2 separate regions of the Homo sapiens genome follow, and region 2 is linked to region 1. A link is a contact called in ENCODE Hi-C or POLR2A ChIA-PET data. All regions are on one chromosome and are shown on one strand. Each heading gives the region's core, a stretch centred on a gene start or an enhancer-like site at or near the end of the contact. The rest is flanking DNA. Distances are from core to core; before and after follow the strand shown.

Region 1 (6,958 bases), core at 2,630-5,129:
CCGGCCCAGGTTCCTTCCTCGGATGGTCAGCAGGGTCCCACCGTCCAACGGGCCACTCAGGGGCTCAATCTGCCAGGTGACCCGAGAGAGGGGCGAATGGGATCTGAGGCTGCAGGCCAGCAGGCTTCTGCCCACAGTCACAGGCACCCAGCAGGGCACAGCCGTGCAGACCCACTGCTTAGAGGAAGGTCTGGAGGCTCAGGTGGGGCTGGGACTGTGGCCACTTGGCAGGTCACTGTGCTGGCAAGGAGGATGTGGGTGTGCATTACTGAGCCCACGTGGGCCTGGGGACGCTACTTAGGGGGTCTCCTGGAGGATGCTGAGGTCAGCTTCCAGGAGCAATGTTTGGCCATGTCATTGGTGGCTTTAGTGATCATGGTATCCCCTGAAACTAACAACATTCAGCCCTCGGTGTCTCCTCCACGCCACACTTCCAATGCCTTCTATAATTTATTCATTTCCTTATTTATTACTGTCCACCTCCCCCACTGAAACATCAGCTCTGTGAGGCAGAGCACTTCCTTTTGTTCACAGGTGATACTGCACCCATGTGTCGGTGTATGTGCCGTTTGGGTCCCCAAGAAGTGGGACCCTCGAGGGCACTGCGCATGCGCCGTGCCGGAGTGCGGGTGCCACGTGCCTCCACTGGGCATGCTTACCGCGTGGATCTCGGGGGCGGGGCAGGTGCCAGCCATGGGCTGCAGAGGCCCCCGCAGGCGGCAGCCATCACTCCACATGCACAGGTGACCCAGGTCTTCGCGGCCCAGGCACTGGGAACAGTCGGGGCTGCCCATGGCACAGTTATAGACCATGACTGGGGAGACACGGGGCAGCTCGGTCAGCCCCGCTCTGCGGTGCATGCCCCAACACCGCTGTGCCCTCCACACACAACAACTGTCAAGAGGTCTGCGCCCCATCATTGTGGTGCCCCACCCAGAGGAAGTCCTGATTCTGGGGGTCAGGATCCCCTGAGGTTCTTAGCCCCTTCCCCAAACCCCTGGGGCCTGTGCTGAGCACAGTGCAGCCCCTGCTTCATTGATTTCCTTCCCCTCACAGAGACTCCAGCTGGGAGCCTCAGGTCAGCCTCACTTTACAGAGAAGAGGCTGACGCTCAGACAGGAGGGACTCGCCTGAGCTCACGAGGCCTGTGGGTGGTAAAGCCAGATCCCACCCAGACCTCAGTGGGTCTGATCAACCCCGGCGGGGCCCTAGGATGCTGGGGATCCCTGAGTAATGTGGACTATGAGTACTTTGGGGCTTCAAACCCTCCAAGTAGCCCAAAGAGGAGGGCAGGGAGGGTTCTCCAGGACCTTGGGTATGCAGGGCCGTTCTGGGACCTTCATGGTGGGAATCTGGAGGGCACCACGTCCACCAGGGATGCCTGAGACTCCCCATGAACAGAGGAGCCCCTGGAGAGTGGACCCAACACAGACAGTCACAGCAACTGCACAGCTGCCACGCGAGGGGAGCTGACCACACCCCAGATGCCACGCTCAAGGTTGGGCGAGCCCTGGCTCATCAGGTCCTTACAAGCTCTGCAGAGGGACTGTGTCCTGTTTCCTATGGGGACGATCAGGCCCAGGAAGGCAGGGGAAACTATGCACGGAGACCCCAAGGCCTGGAGCCTGGCATGGCATGGCAGGGCTGGGATATGAGGCTGTGTGTGTGCTGGAGAACAATGGGGTGGGACATCTGCGGCTTTGGGGCAACCACTGGAATGAGTCGCACAAGGCTGAGCCCCACCCACTGCACTGAGGCCCCGAGGCCATGTGGGGCGGGTGGGGGTGCCCACCTGTCATGGGCTCAGGGCTGTCCAGGAATCGGGCTGGCCGCCCCTTTAGTTGGAGGCTGAGCGGGAACACCTGGCTCTTCCGGGTCGTGTGCAGCTGCAAAAGGGCAGAAAAGAGCATAGGGGGCATGGGCAATGCCTGGGGCTCTGCTGGGGATGGGTGTCATGGAGGCAGATGAAGTTGGGGCTGCTGGGGATGGGGGAACCAGAAGGTAGAGAGAGGCAGGGTGGGGTGAGGGGTACAGCATCTGGACTTAACGCAGGCCCGCCCTCCGCCCATGCTGGAGTCACCCCACTCACCACCACCTGGTCACAGCGTACAACAGACTCATTCACCCACACAGCCTCGAAGATCTCCTCCAGCCCAAAACTACACTCCAGGGCTGCACCCTGTGGGAAACAGGGAGTGGGAGGCGGGTTTGAGGAGAACCAAGCCAGCATGCATTGCCCTCTAACTCCAGCAGGACACCACGGGCTCCTGCTGGGAAAGGTGGGCTTGGTCGAACTGTCAGGCCTTTGCATGGGCTGTCCCGTCCCCCAAAATCCCCTTCCTGGCCATCACGTCCAATGTTTGAGGGAGGCAAGCAGTGCAGGAATGCCAAGAACTTTGGCCTCATGCGCTCAGCACCACTAAAAGCCTCTCCAGCATCCCCAGTGATCTAACCCAGGGGCCTTGTATTCAGCTCCTAAGGCTCCACTCCCAGCGGGGTTCCCCTGCTCTTCGAGCCTTCCCACCTCCCATCCTGCCCTACCAGGCCCTGCTCAGACGTGCCCCAACGCCCAACACGGCCAGACTCTCCTGCCCCGGCCTTTGCCTGAGCCCTCCCCTCGCCTGAACACCTGTCTTCCTTTCTACCACCCAGCAAAGCTCAACACAGCCTTCAGGATCCAGCTTAAAAGCCCCCTGTTCTGAAGCCTTCCCAGATGCTGCCCTCAAATCAAAGGGGTGTGCCTCACTTGATCCTCATTCATTCCCTCAGCAGCAACTATTCAGGTGTCTGCTGGGGCACTACGAAGCTCCTAGAGCTGCCCCCATCCCTGTGTGCCAGGCATCACCCTTAGCCTCTTGCCTGGCTGCTTACCTGTCCCCTCGCCAACCGGGGACGGTCAGGGCTCGGCCGCTCTGACACCACCCCCAAGGGCAGCAGAAAGCAGCTGGAAGAGCCCTGGCCTGGGTTCAAACCCCACCTCTGCATGTCCCAGCTATGTGACCTCATGCAAGTTGACCCCTTCTCTGAGGCTTGGTTTTCCTACCTGGACAATGGGAATAGGGTTGCTGGGAAAACTGGAGATTGTGTACCTCAAGGGGCCGCACACGGTAGGGGCCTAATATGTGCTTGCTATCATTAGTATGCAGGAGGTATCCAATAATGTTTGTGTCATGAGGCTCAGTTCCCCAGGCTCATCTGGCCTTCTCAGGAGCAGCACCAATACATATTTGCTGAGTAAACAGACTCAGGTTTTGTGTATTACGCCAAGCACCCAGCCAGCTGCGTGGCAGAGCTTCCTGTTTATGTCCCTGTGGCTGGCAGATGTGACACCCTGAGGAGAATGCAGGTCAACCTCCCTGCTTCTGGGGTCCCAGCCCGGAAGCTAACACAGGAAAGTGGCTGCTGACGGGGCCAAAAGCCCGTTTTGTCCCCTGCCATGCTGAGCTGGAGATGGGTCCCTCCTCTTAGTCCTCAGCCACCTCAGAACAGCACACCCGGCCCGTCCCAGAGCTCCCCAGGGTGTAGGCTCAGCAAACAGGCCCCCACCGCTGGGCCTGACTTCAGTGTTCTAGGAGCAGGCCCTGGGGAGCAGGAGGGCAGGCGCCCCTGCAGCTCGGTCAGAGTGGAGGCTGCCCCACCACACAGCTGGGAAGAATCGGCAGGACTCAAGTCAGGCTCACACCTCCCCATCCCAGGCGCCCACGGCCCAGGGGCAGAGCCATCCTGCCCACCCACCCAGCCCCCTGGCTGATCCTGGAGGCGCTTGCCCCAACTCCTGCAGGGTGGGGCTTGAGGGCTGAGGGCAGGCCCCACCCTAGCCCTCCCAGAGCTCCAGCCCCTGCCACGAGGCTTCCCGACACATCCCAGATGCCCGGCACGTGGCCACCACGTGTGACAGCTCTCACGGGCCTCAGCTCCTCCATGGAAGTAACAGATGGCGAGTTCCAGGGAGGTGGGGAGGGGGGTGGCTGGCACGCCTCCAGGACTCGTCAACGCTTCCCACCCAGGACGCGCCTCCAGGAGGGGTCCAGAAAGGAGCTGCGTCCCCAACCCCCAGCCCAGATGGTGGGGGCGGGGCTAGTTGCAAAGACGAGCACTGGTTGGGGAGTCCAGAGCTAAGCACAAGTCCAGCCCTGTGTTGTGTGATCTGGCGTCATCTACTTTTCCTTCCTGGGCCTCATCTTCCCCATCTGGACAATGGGGAATGGGGTGGCCAAGGGGTTCTCTGGTCATTCTGCAGGGAAGACATGGAAGCCACCCACGGGGCAGTGGGCTCGGCGGTGGGTGGGTGTGTCCAGGGTCACAGCTCAGGCTAAGGGAGGACAGGATAGGGCAGCGTCCACCCTCCGGCTGTGGCACGGGGCAGGAGAGCCTGGGGGCACTGGCTTTCCCTTGGCAGCTGTTGGCCCCCAGCTGTCCCCCTTGGCCTGGCCCTCACCACTTCCTCTTCTTGCAGCCCCGTGCAGTCAGAGTGGGGCTTCCTCATGCAGAAGGTGGAAACTCAGAGAAAGAAAAGCAAAGCCCACACAGGTGCGAAAGCACTGCAGTGGGCCCAGAGCAGGGGTCACACCAGGACATGGGGGCAGTTAGTGGCCTGCGTGCTCCCCGGCCTCCTCCTGGCCCCACCCGGCGCTGGCCTGGCTTCTACTTACCTGGAAAAAGGCAGTGTTGGCCAGAGGCACCAGGATGTTCTGGGAGCCACCCGTAGGCACGGGTGCCAGGGGTGAGAGCAGGGTCCGGGGGCAGTCCTGAGGGCTCTGCAGAGGAAACAGAAGGAGAGGGTGACACAGGGGCATTTCAGAGAAGAGGCAGGAGGACTCACTGCACCCCAGCCTGCCTGGTTCAGTCCTGCCTTCCTGAGGAGAAAACACTAGTCATTCAGTCCTAACGGCCACCAGCCCCACCCCGTGCCTCCCACTCGCCACCACCCTCCATCCTATGGGCAGGTCGCATTGGCCCTGTTTAAAGATGAGGAAGGTGGGCACAGGCAGATGGCATAACCCGCCCAGTGGTGGGGCCAATTTCCTCCATGAGTGCTCCCTGGCCTCAGACGAGGCTGGGAGGCTGAACTCCAGGCCCAGCTCCTCCCTGTCTCTGGGCCTCACCTTTCCCAATAGTAGAACAGGGGGGCTGCACCCACTCCCTGAGATGCCCCCAGGGCTGAAACTCCAGCTTCCTGACTGACCCGTGTTAAGCGATTCAGAAAAGAGAAACCTTGGGCTTCCAAACAGCCCATAGGAAAGGCACAGGGAGGGCTCTGAATACCAGGAGGACATTTCAGAGGGCCAGATACCACCGGTCTCCAGGGGACACCCCTCCCCACAGCCCGGGTATAAGTCACAGCCTCTAGGTGAAGGTGCCAGCCCCAGATACTCCCAGGAAGGGCCCCGGGCTCATGGGGGGACAGCACATGGTTGGCTCTTGTTTGGTGGTGGAGTCACTGAGGCCTGGCAGAGCAGCTGCTTCATGGAACGAAAGAAGGAGGGAGGAGGGAGGGAAGGAAAGAAGGAAGGAGGGATGAAGGATGGAAGGGAGGGAGGGGAGATTGAGCCTCCAAGAGCAGTGAGCTGCCTGAGGGCGGAGGACAGGGCTGGCCCCTGAAGCCCCAGGTGTCTTGACTCTGGGGTCCTCCGAGCTGGGGCGCGTGTTAAGATGCAGAGGTCTAGCCCCGCTGCAGGGATTCAAGGCCTGGTTGGGAACTGCTGTCTCCAGGCTCCTGGGATCCATGCTCCACTGTACAGAATAAGAAACTGAGGCCTGGGGGAGGGGCAGAGACCAGAGGCAGGGCTGTTCCCGCCATGTCCACCTTAGTGATCGCTCTGAGCTGGGAGGTATGGACCCCCCAACCTGCCCTGTGTTCTCCAGCTTTGGTGGCCCCAGTGAGCCATTCCTGCCTCCTCCTGCTCCCGAATCTGACCTGCTGGGACCATGAGCAGGGCAGGACTGGGGACCTTGGAGCAGCCACACCCATGCCAAGGGGACTACAACCACCCTTCAGCTCAGGGACTTCCTACTCTGCCCTCCTTCCCAAGGCTGGTTGCAGAAGGATCTGGGTTAGAATCAGGCCAGAAAGCAAAAGCGTCCATGGGCCACGTGTGTCCACGTGAGGTCACCCAGCCAGGCCAAAGGCCTTGGGACAAAATATGAGACGCTTCTTTATTCTACACCAGATGAGAGCAGGACAGGGACTGATTCCCCTCAGGGACCCCAGCCCAAAACCGGACCTCGAGGGGATGCCAATGCCAACAACAAGAACTGATGACGATAATGCTAATAACAGTGGCAGTCACCAGCTCATCTAGCCCTCCCTCTGCTGGGACCGTTCTGAGCACTTTGCACTCTTTTAATTTACCAAATTCTACTCCCAACAACCCTAGGAGGTAGATACTATCATTACACCCACTTTACAGAATAGGAAACTGAGGCACACAGAAGCAAAGCAGTTTGCCTACAGTGGAATGAGCAACACAGGAAGGCTCCAGTTGTCCAGACCATTTGCTGACCACGAGACCAGAGTGGTGAGTTCCCCTAGGGACAGGGTCTGGTGCAGACCTCAGGGGCTTGGCAAGAGAAGCAGCATAGCCAGGCCCGGGTGCTGCTGGCTCCCTGTGCCAGAATACACGAGCCACTGACCCTCTCCGGGCCTCCGTGTTCCTACCAAGGAGGGGCCCAGACGGAGTCAGCGGCGGGCCCCCTGCAGACCGCAGGCTGCCATCCTGTGCTGTGTGTAAACCCCACGGAATCCGAGGGCATGGAATCCATGTTTCCACTCAGGCCTCGAAGCCACTGCCAGGTCTGCTTTGCGGCTGGCTGGGGCCCAGCCTCTGTCCTCCTGGCCCCAGCCCACCCGGTGGGTAGGTGTTGATGTGGGGCTGAGGTGTGAGAGTCAGGGCAGGAGGCGCTCTCACAAGAGGGCCCCCACAGTGAATGATGTGTGACCATCCCCGAGGGCCACCCC
Region 2 (6,958 bases), core at 2,799-5,298, 34 kb before region 1:
TCCAAAAGTTCAGAACTGTGATCTTCAGAACTGTAGGGCAGTTCACATGTAGGCTGACCCCATTCAGTGTTTCATAACTAGTTCTCAGCAGAAGTTACATTTCATACAGGCCTCAGTAAAAAATCACAGAAGCTCACCAAGCGGCCCGTTGTCCCTGCAGTCTGATGCTCAGAATTACCATTTCCCTGTAAAAAGGCAATCCTCTAGAGGAATTTTTAGATCATGCAGCACATTTTAGAGCTTCTTCCCTTCAAATGCGAAACTTGATCCTGGCACAGCCGGGAGCATGGTTTCGGAAGAAGCTCGTGGGAATGTTTCTATCACTGAGTGTTGCTCTACTTCTCAGTTCTTGGAAGTGTCCCATAAATGTGATCAAAATTGCTGCCCCCACTTGTGCCAACTTCCATTTGCCTCTTTGCTTCGTCTTCTGCTCCAGCATAGTCCCGGAAGAGGGTTTTCAGGCCTCCAGCACTGGGACCTCCAGGTATCACAGTAATGGGTACTGAGCACCGACCGTGTGCCAGGTGCTGTGCTGGGCACCAGGGATACCACCAGGAACAAGACAGATACAGCCCTGCTCCTCAACCAGAGCGCAAAGGCTGGAGACACGGAAGCAGAGCTGCGATTCAGAGCGCTTGAGGCTCTCCAGGAGCAAGGCTGGGGCCTGGCAGAGCCCAGAGGAGGGGCCCCTAACCTTCTAGAGGCCAGGGAAGGCTTTTCTGAAGATGCGGCATCTACTCTGAGGCCAAAAGATGAGTGGGAAAGAGTCCAGAGAAGGGGGGGCAGTGCATACAGAGGGGCTTTCTAAGGCCAAGTGTATCAATTGACTTGTACGGCAAGACAGACAACCCCAACACTTCATGGCTTAAAACAACAAGCTGCATATCATTCATGACTCTGGATCAGCCAGGCAGATCTGCTGATCTGAACCAAGCTTGGTCAATTTCGGCTGGGTTCATTCAAGCATCTGTGGTCAACTGGAGGGTTGGCTGGGGACTGGCTGGTTGACCCTCAGATGGCTGGGTAACAGGGGTGATGGCCATAGGCCTCAGCATCTGGCAGGCTAGCTAGGAGCTAGTTAACATGGCAATGGGACTGGCATACCATCATTTCTGCTATTGGTCAAAGCAAGTCATAAGATTTAAGGAATCCACTCAGACTTAAGAAATGTGGGAGGGGCCAGGTGCAGTGGCTCATGCCTGTAATCCCTACACTTTGGGAGGCCAGGTGGGAGGTCACTTGAGGCCAGGAGTTCAAGACCAGCCTGGGCAACATGGCAAGACTCCATTTCTAATATATATACATACATATATATACACATATATATATGTATGTGTGTGTGTATATATATATATATATATATATATATATATATATATATATATATATATATATATTTTTTTTTTAATTAGCCAGGCATAGTGGCATGTGCCTGAGTCCTAGCCACTTGGAAGACTGAAGTAGGAGATCACTTGAGCCCAGAAGGTCGAGGCTGCAGTGAGCTATGATTGCACCACTGCACTCCAGCCTGGGCGACAGAGTGGAACCCTGTCTCAAAAAACAAACAAACAAACAAGAAATGTGAGAGGGGTTGCAAAGTTACATTGCAAATGGGCAGGAGTGAAAAATTGGGGGCAGTTCTGCATCAATTCAACACACACAGAGGAGACAAAAGGGGCCCGATATCAGCACATGGCCCATTCCAGGAGCCGCAGTGTGGGTGAATTGTGGGATTCAAGCGGGGAGGAGGCTCCTTAAGTCAGACTGAAGAGCATGAACTTTCACCCACGGGCAGTGGGGAGCCATGCAGGATGCTAAGCGGGGGAGTGAAATCTGACTTCACTTTAGAACACTTTGATGACCACAGCCTCCCCGAGTCCAGATCTCTGGTGATGGAGAGCCCTCTGGGAAAATTCCACAATAAAGAGACTACCTAGAGAAGAATGTATGCTGTTTAAAACCCATCCCTTCCTCAGAGGTAACCACTTCTACTATTACCTTGGTATGAATCCATTCAGAACTTTTTTCTACTGCTTGTGACTGGTAAGATAAAAAAACAAAAAAATTTTTTAAAAATTAAAAAGAACTATTGTGCCTTCACACACACACACACACACACACACACACACGCAAGTTTTGTCTTCTCAGTAGTTGGGGTGTACTCTCCGATACATTCTGGTTCACTCCTTTTCACTACTGCATACTACTCCACTGTGCGAATAGGCCACAGTTTACTTGTTCACTCTCCACCTGATGGGCATTTATGTTGTTTTGAATTTCTGCTAAGATTGAAATAAACATCTTTGCACGTAAGTGTATATGTTTGTCTCAGATCTACGCCTAGAGTGGAATAGGTGGGTTGTGGAGTGAGTCCCTCCTTAGTTGTATGAAACATCGCTGAATTGCTTTCTAAGGCGGCTACCAGCTCACTCCCCACCCCCCAGCAGCTATACTTTCCTTGAATCCTAGTCACTCACTATTGATAGACACTTACATCTTTGTCATTTTGCTGAGTGTGAAATACAGCCTCATTCTTGTTTGTTTTCTTTTCTTTCCCTCCCCCTTTTTTTTGGGGGGGGCAGGGTCTTACTCTGTAGCCCAGGCTGGAGTGCAGGGGTGTGATCACAGCTCCCTGCAGCCTTGACCTCCCAGGCTCAAGCAATCCTCCTGCCTCGGCCTCCCAGGTAGCTGGGACTACAGGTGCACACCACCATGCCCAGCTAATTTTTGTATTTTTTGGTAGAGACAGGATTTCACTTTTTTGCCTAGGCTGGTCTTGAACTCCTGGGCTCAAGCGATCCTCCTGCCTCAGCCTCCCGAAGTTCTGGGATTACAGGTATGAGCCACCATGCCTGGCCTCTCATCCTTGTTTTAATCCATCTTGTCATTTTATATTATATTATATTATTTTATTTTATTTTTATTTACTTATTTTTGAGACACAGTTTCGCTCTTGTTGCCCAGGCTGGAGTGCAATGGCTCGATCCTGGTTCACTGCAGTCTCCAGCTCCCAGGTTCAAGTGATTCTCCTGCCTCAGCCTCCCAAGTAGCTGGGACTACAGGTGCACACCACCACGCCCAGCTAATTTTGTATTTTTAGTAGAGATGAAGTTTTACCATGTTGGCCAGGCTGGTCTCAAACTCCTGACCTCAGGTGATCCGCCCACCTCAGCCTCCCAAAGTGCTAGGATTACAGGCCTGAGCCACCGCACCAGCCCACCTTGTCATTTTAGATGGCTGCAGAATATTCTGCAGAAAGGGTGTGATTTAGCCAGGCCTTGGGTGTTTGCTTGGAAAGTTTTTTTTTTTTGTCTGTCAATTTGATGGGAAAAAGTAGTATTTCACCATTGTTTCAATTTGAATTTTCTCAAATGCCAAGGAAGTTGAGTGTCCATTTTCCTGTTTCTGTTCCTCACCCTTTAGGCTGGTGAATTGCCTGTTTATATTCTTTGTCCATTGTCCCAGTGGATGTTGTCCTTATCTATGAAGACTTTTGTGAAGCATCCTCCGTTATTGATTTATTTCTTTAAAAACAAAACCAAAGGAGGGCATAGGCCCAGAGAGCCTGGCTGGCCTCAGAAGGGGCTACTCTGATTGAGGGGCATGTGCTCTGGGCAAAAGTAGCAGTTGGGCTGCCTCCAACTGCTACTTTTTGAGAAATTGAGGCCAGCAGTGGCGTGGGGCAGCCCATTGCCCACCTGGTAGGATTAGAGGGCCGCCTCAGCGGCCTCCCTGACAACACAGGTGACCCCAATTCCTCATCAGCATCTCCAGCCCCTGGTGGGCAGAGGGCACAGGCGAGATCAAGCATCTCAGCTCCCAACATTGCACCATGGGGACTGAGACCCAGAGAAGTCAAGCGACACCCCCAAGCTTACACAGGAGTGGGTAGTCCAGCTGGGGCTCCCTACAGAAGGCAGGATGCTGTGCCCCATTCCACACCTCCAGCCCCAGTCAGCAGCTTGGAGCACTCCCAGCCCAATCAGGGCTGATTGGAGTGGTGGGGGTGGGCTGCTGGTATATAAGCCTAGTGGGCAGGCCCAGCAGCCTCACACCCGGGTGAGGGGTCTGCTGGCTGCACCTGTCGGTCTCATGGCTCCTGGGAGCGTCACCAGCGACATCTCACCCTCCTCGACTTCCACAGCAGGATCATCCAGGTCTCCTGAATCTGAAAAGCCAGGTGAGCAAGAGGAGGCAGCTCCTCCCTCATCCCTGCGAGCCCACTCCCTGGGTTGCCTTTGATGCTCCACCCCTGCTTCTCGTTCTTTCCCAGCCTGGCCCCAGCACCTACCCAGCACCCACCCAGCACTCACCCAGCACTCACCCAGCACCCACCCAGCACCAAGCTGCTGAGCTCAACTGCCTTTTGGCTGAAGAGCTGATCTACAGGTAGCAAGGCCAGGTAGGGCCTGGGGGCTGGGGCCGGCCTCGCTCAGGGAAGAGCCACAGGGCCTTCCAGCTGGAGCCCGTTTCCTGCTGGGACCGTAGCCCGTAGCCAGGCTGCAGCTGTGGGCAGCTAGTTGGAGGGACTGGGGCAGGAGCATTTTATGCAGGGCTAGGCATTCCGATTTTCAACCAAAAAACACCTCAGGGTTTATCTGGACATGAGGGTGCACCGAGGCAAACCAGGCCCAGTTCACTCCCTCGAGGACCTCCCGGTCTGATGGGGAAGCCTGGCCCATGGCTTGTTGCTGTTTGCTAATGTGATGTGTGCTTCAGTGGCGGTAATCCAGAGCTGGAGGAGCCCAGAGGAGTCCTCTAACCCACTCTGGGAGGTCAGGGAAAGCTTCCTAGAAGAGGTGACCCTGAAGGATGGGTGTGCCTCAGCCGGGGGAAGTGTTCTATTTGCCAAGACACCTAGGGAGATAGGGAGGGGGTCCAGGTGCCGAGAAGTAAAAGGGCAGAGTTAACTGGGAAGTCAGAGGTGTCCAAACCAAGGTGCATTTTGAGCCTTGAAGGATGAGTGAGAGCAGCCTGCATGACCGGGAGGAGAGAGGCAGCCCAGGCAGAGGAAACGGCATGGGCTAAGGCCCAGAGGCCAGCGCACCAGCAGCTTGTCTCGGAAGCTGCATCTTCCTTCTGGGAAGGAGGGAAGTGCTGGGGCAGTGCTAGGGGAGCAGTGGGAGGGCCTCCAAGGCGGTCTTCAGTTAGGTCAACTTTTATCTTGAACAGGGAGCCATGGACGGTTTCAAGCAGGGAGGTGAGGGGTGTGAGATACAGCGAGGAGAATGCATGCGGTGGGGAAGAGGCAGTGGGGAGGAGGCTGGGGCTGGGGAGTTGGAGAGGAGAGGCCAGAATATGGAGAGAAAAGCCTATGGGGAGGCCTCGAGTGGGTGTGGTGAGGAGGAAAGGGCCCAGAATGCCCCCAGTTCTTGCTTGGATGTTGGGTAGGTATGGGCAGTGGGGGCATGGGGCATTCCTGGAAGAGAGAGGAGGGGCAGATTTGGGGGGCTGAGCTCTGTTCTGGACATCCTGGTATACAGCAGGCATGGAATAGCTGCCGAATGAGGGGCTGGGATGAGAGGGAACAGACCTGAGGGAGGACTCCTGGGGGTGGCTCTCTGGGACAGACATGGTCTGGGGGAAGCAGAGGAGGGGTTGGAGCTGCTCGTGAAGTCAGGCCAAGCGAAGACCCTTGGGAAGCCCTGTAGCACTGCAGCTGGGAGGGCTCAGACCTCCTTAGAGGCCCCCGTCCCCACTGTACGGATGGGAAGACTGAGGCCTAGAGGGAAGAATGAAACTCCCGAGAACCCGGGAGTGACCCAGGACTACACCAGCTCAACGCCTTTGGCCCCCAAATGAATATTCCCACACTGGGCTCGTCATGGCCAGGACCCAACAGGGGTCGAAGTGATTAGGTCTCTTTATAATTTTGCTCTAGATCTAGAGTTTCATGGTTTTTTTTTTCTATTGAAAAAAAATTTTAATATAGCCAATTTTTTTTTTTTTTTTGAGACAGGGTCTTGCTTTGTCACCCAGGCTGGAGTGCAGTGGTGTGATCTCAGCTCACTGCAGTCTCCACTTCCCAGGCTCAAGCAATCTTCCCACCTCAGCCTCCCAAGTAGCTAGGCCTATAGGCACACACCACCACACTCTGCTCATTTTTAAAGATTTTCGTAGAGTCGAGGTCTCACGATATTGCCCAGAATTTAAGTCTTTAAATTCTGCAGATTGATCAGAAATCAACATTTCCATTCACCACATTTAAATCCGGTTTCATATTTAAATCCCTTTTATGCATTTCATGGTGACTGACAACTTCTCATGCTTCCCCCACCCTTGATCCCACTTCATTTGCAACTATTTTATAACACCTTATTGAGAAATAATTCCCATACAATACAATTCACCCTTTAAAGTGTACAATGGCTTTTGGTATACTCAGAGTTGTGTATCCATCTCTATAATCAATTTTAGAATATTTTCATCACTTCAAGAAAACCAGTACCCATTAGCAGTCACTCTCCACCCCCACTCCCCAGCCCTGGCAACCACCAATCTGCTTTCTGCATCTATGGACTTCTTATTCTGGACATTTCATATAAATGGAATCAGACAGTATGTGGCTTTTTCTGACTGCCTTTTTTCACTTTGCATGTTTCAGGGCTCCTCCATGTCGTAGCCAGGGCTTCACTCCTTTGTATGGCTGGATAATATTCCACGGGATGGGTAGCGACCACATTTTGTTCATCCATCTGTCAATCATTCATCATGGATGTTTGGGCTGGTTCCATCTTTGGGCCGACATGAATAGTGCTGCTATGAACATTCATGTGTACATTTTTGTGTGGACATGCGTTTTCATTTCCCTCAGGTATATACCGAAGAGTGGAATTTTTTGGTAACTTTTTATTATGAAAACTTTCAGGGCCGAGCATGGTGGCTCATGCTTGTAATCCTAGCACTTTGGGAGACTGAGGTGGGAAGATAGCTTGAACTCAGGAGTTTGAGACTAAAC

What was found. Hi-C counts contacts between places; a loop is a spot of excess contacts on that map. ChIA-PET counts read pairs that join two places held with the same protein, here RNA polymerase II (POLR2A). Pooled maps may share reads with other maps.
Region 2: POLR2A ChIA-PET joins it to region 1 with 11 read pairs in CD4-positive, alpha-beta T cell. The contact joins the promoter of H1-8 here to the enhancer-like site in region 1. A Hi-C loop is called at or near these places in 1 of 168 maps with a recorded cell type or tissue (CD4-positive, alpha-beta memory T cell), 1 of 37 single-sample maps with no recorded cell type and 3 of 50 pooled maps. POLR2A ChIA-PET finds 5 or more read pairs at or near these places in 6 of 52 experiments (BJ, CD4-positive, alpha-beta T cell, CD4-positive, alpha-beta memory T cell and 3 more).

The regions. Positions count from the first base shown.
Region 1 is chr3:129,573,677-129,580,634 of GRCh38, forward strand. It overlaps PLXND1 (plexin D1), which reads right to left. Exons shown (of 36, transcript NM_015103.3): 9 at 4,653-4,757; 10 at 2,090-2,179; 11 at 1,793-1,886; 12 at 660-814; 13 at 1-69. Among named protein-coding and RNA genes, the nearest start is that of PLXND1, 30 kb to the right of the region's middle. RefSeq lists enhancers at 1-105, 3,011-3,737. Within about 2 kb of position 3,880, at least 23 of the 41 ENCODE cell types and tissues checked have a DNase peak (open chromatin) inside an H3K27ac peak, as active enhancers do; they include CD4-positive, alpha-beta T cell and OCI-LY7, where a contact is called at or near this core.
Region 2 is chr3:129,539,127-129,546,084 of GRCh38, forward strand. It overlaps H1-8 (H1.8 linker histone), which reads left to right and starts at 4,049. Exons shown (of 5, transcript NM_153833.3): 1 at 4,049-4,180. The coding sequence starts at 4,093. RefSeq lists an enhancer at 3,588-4,089.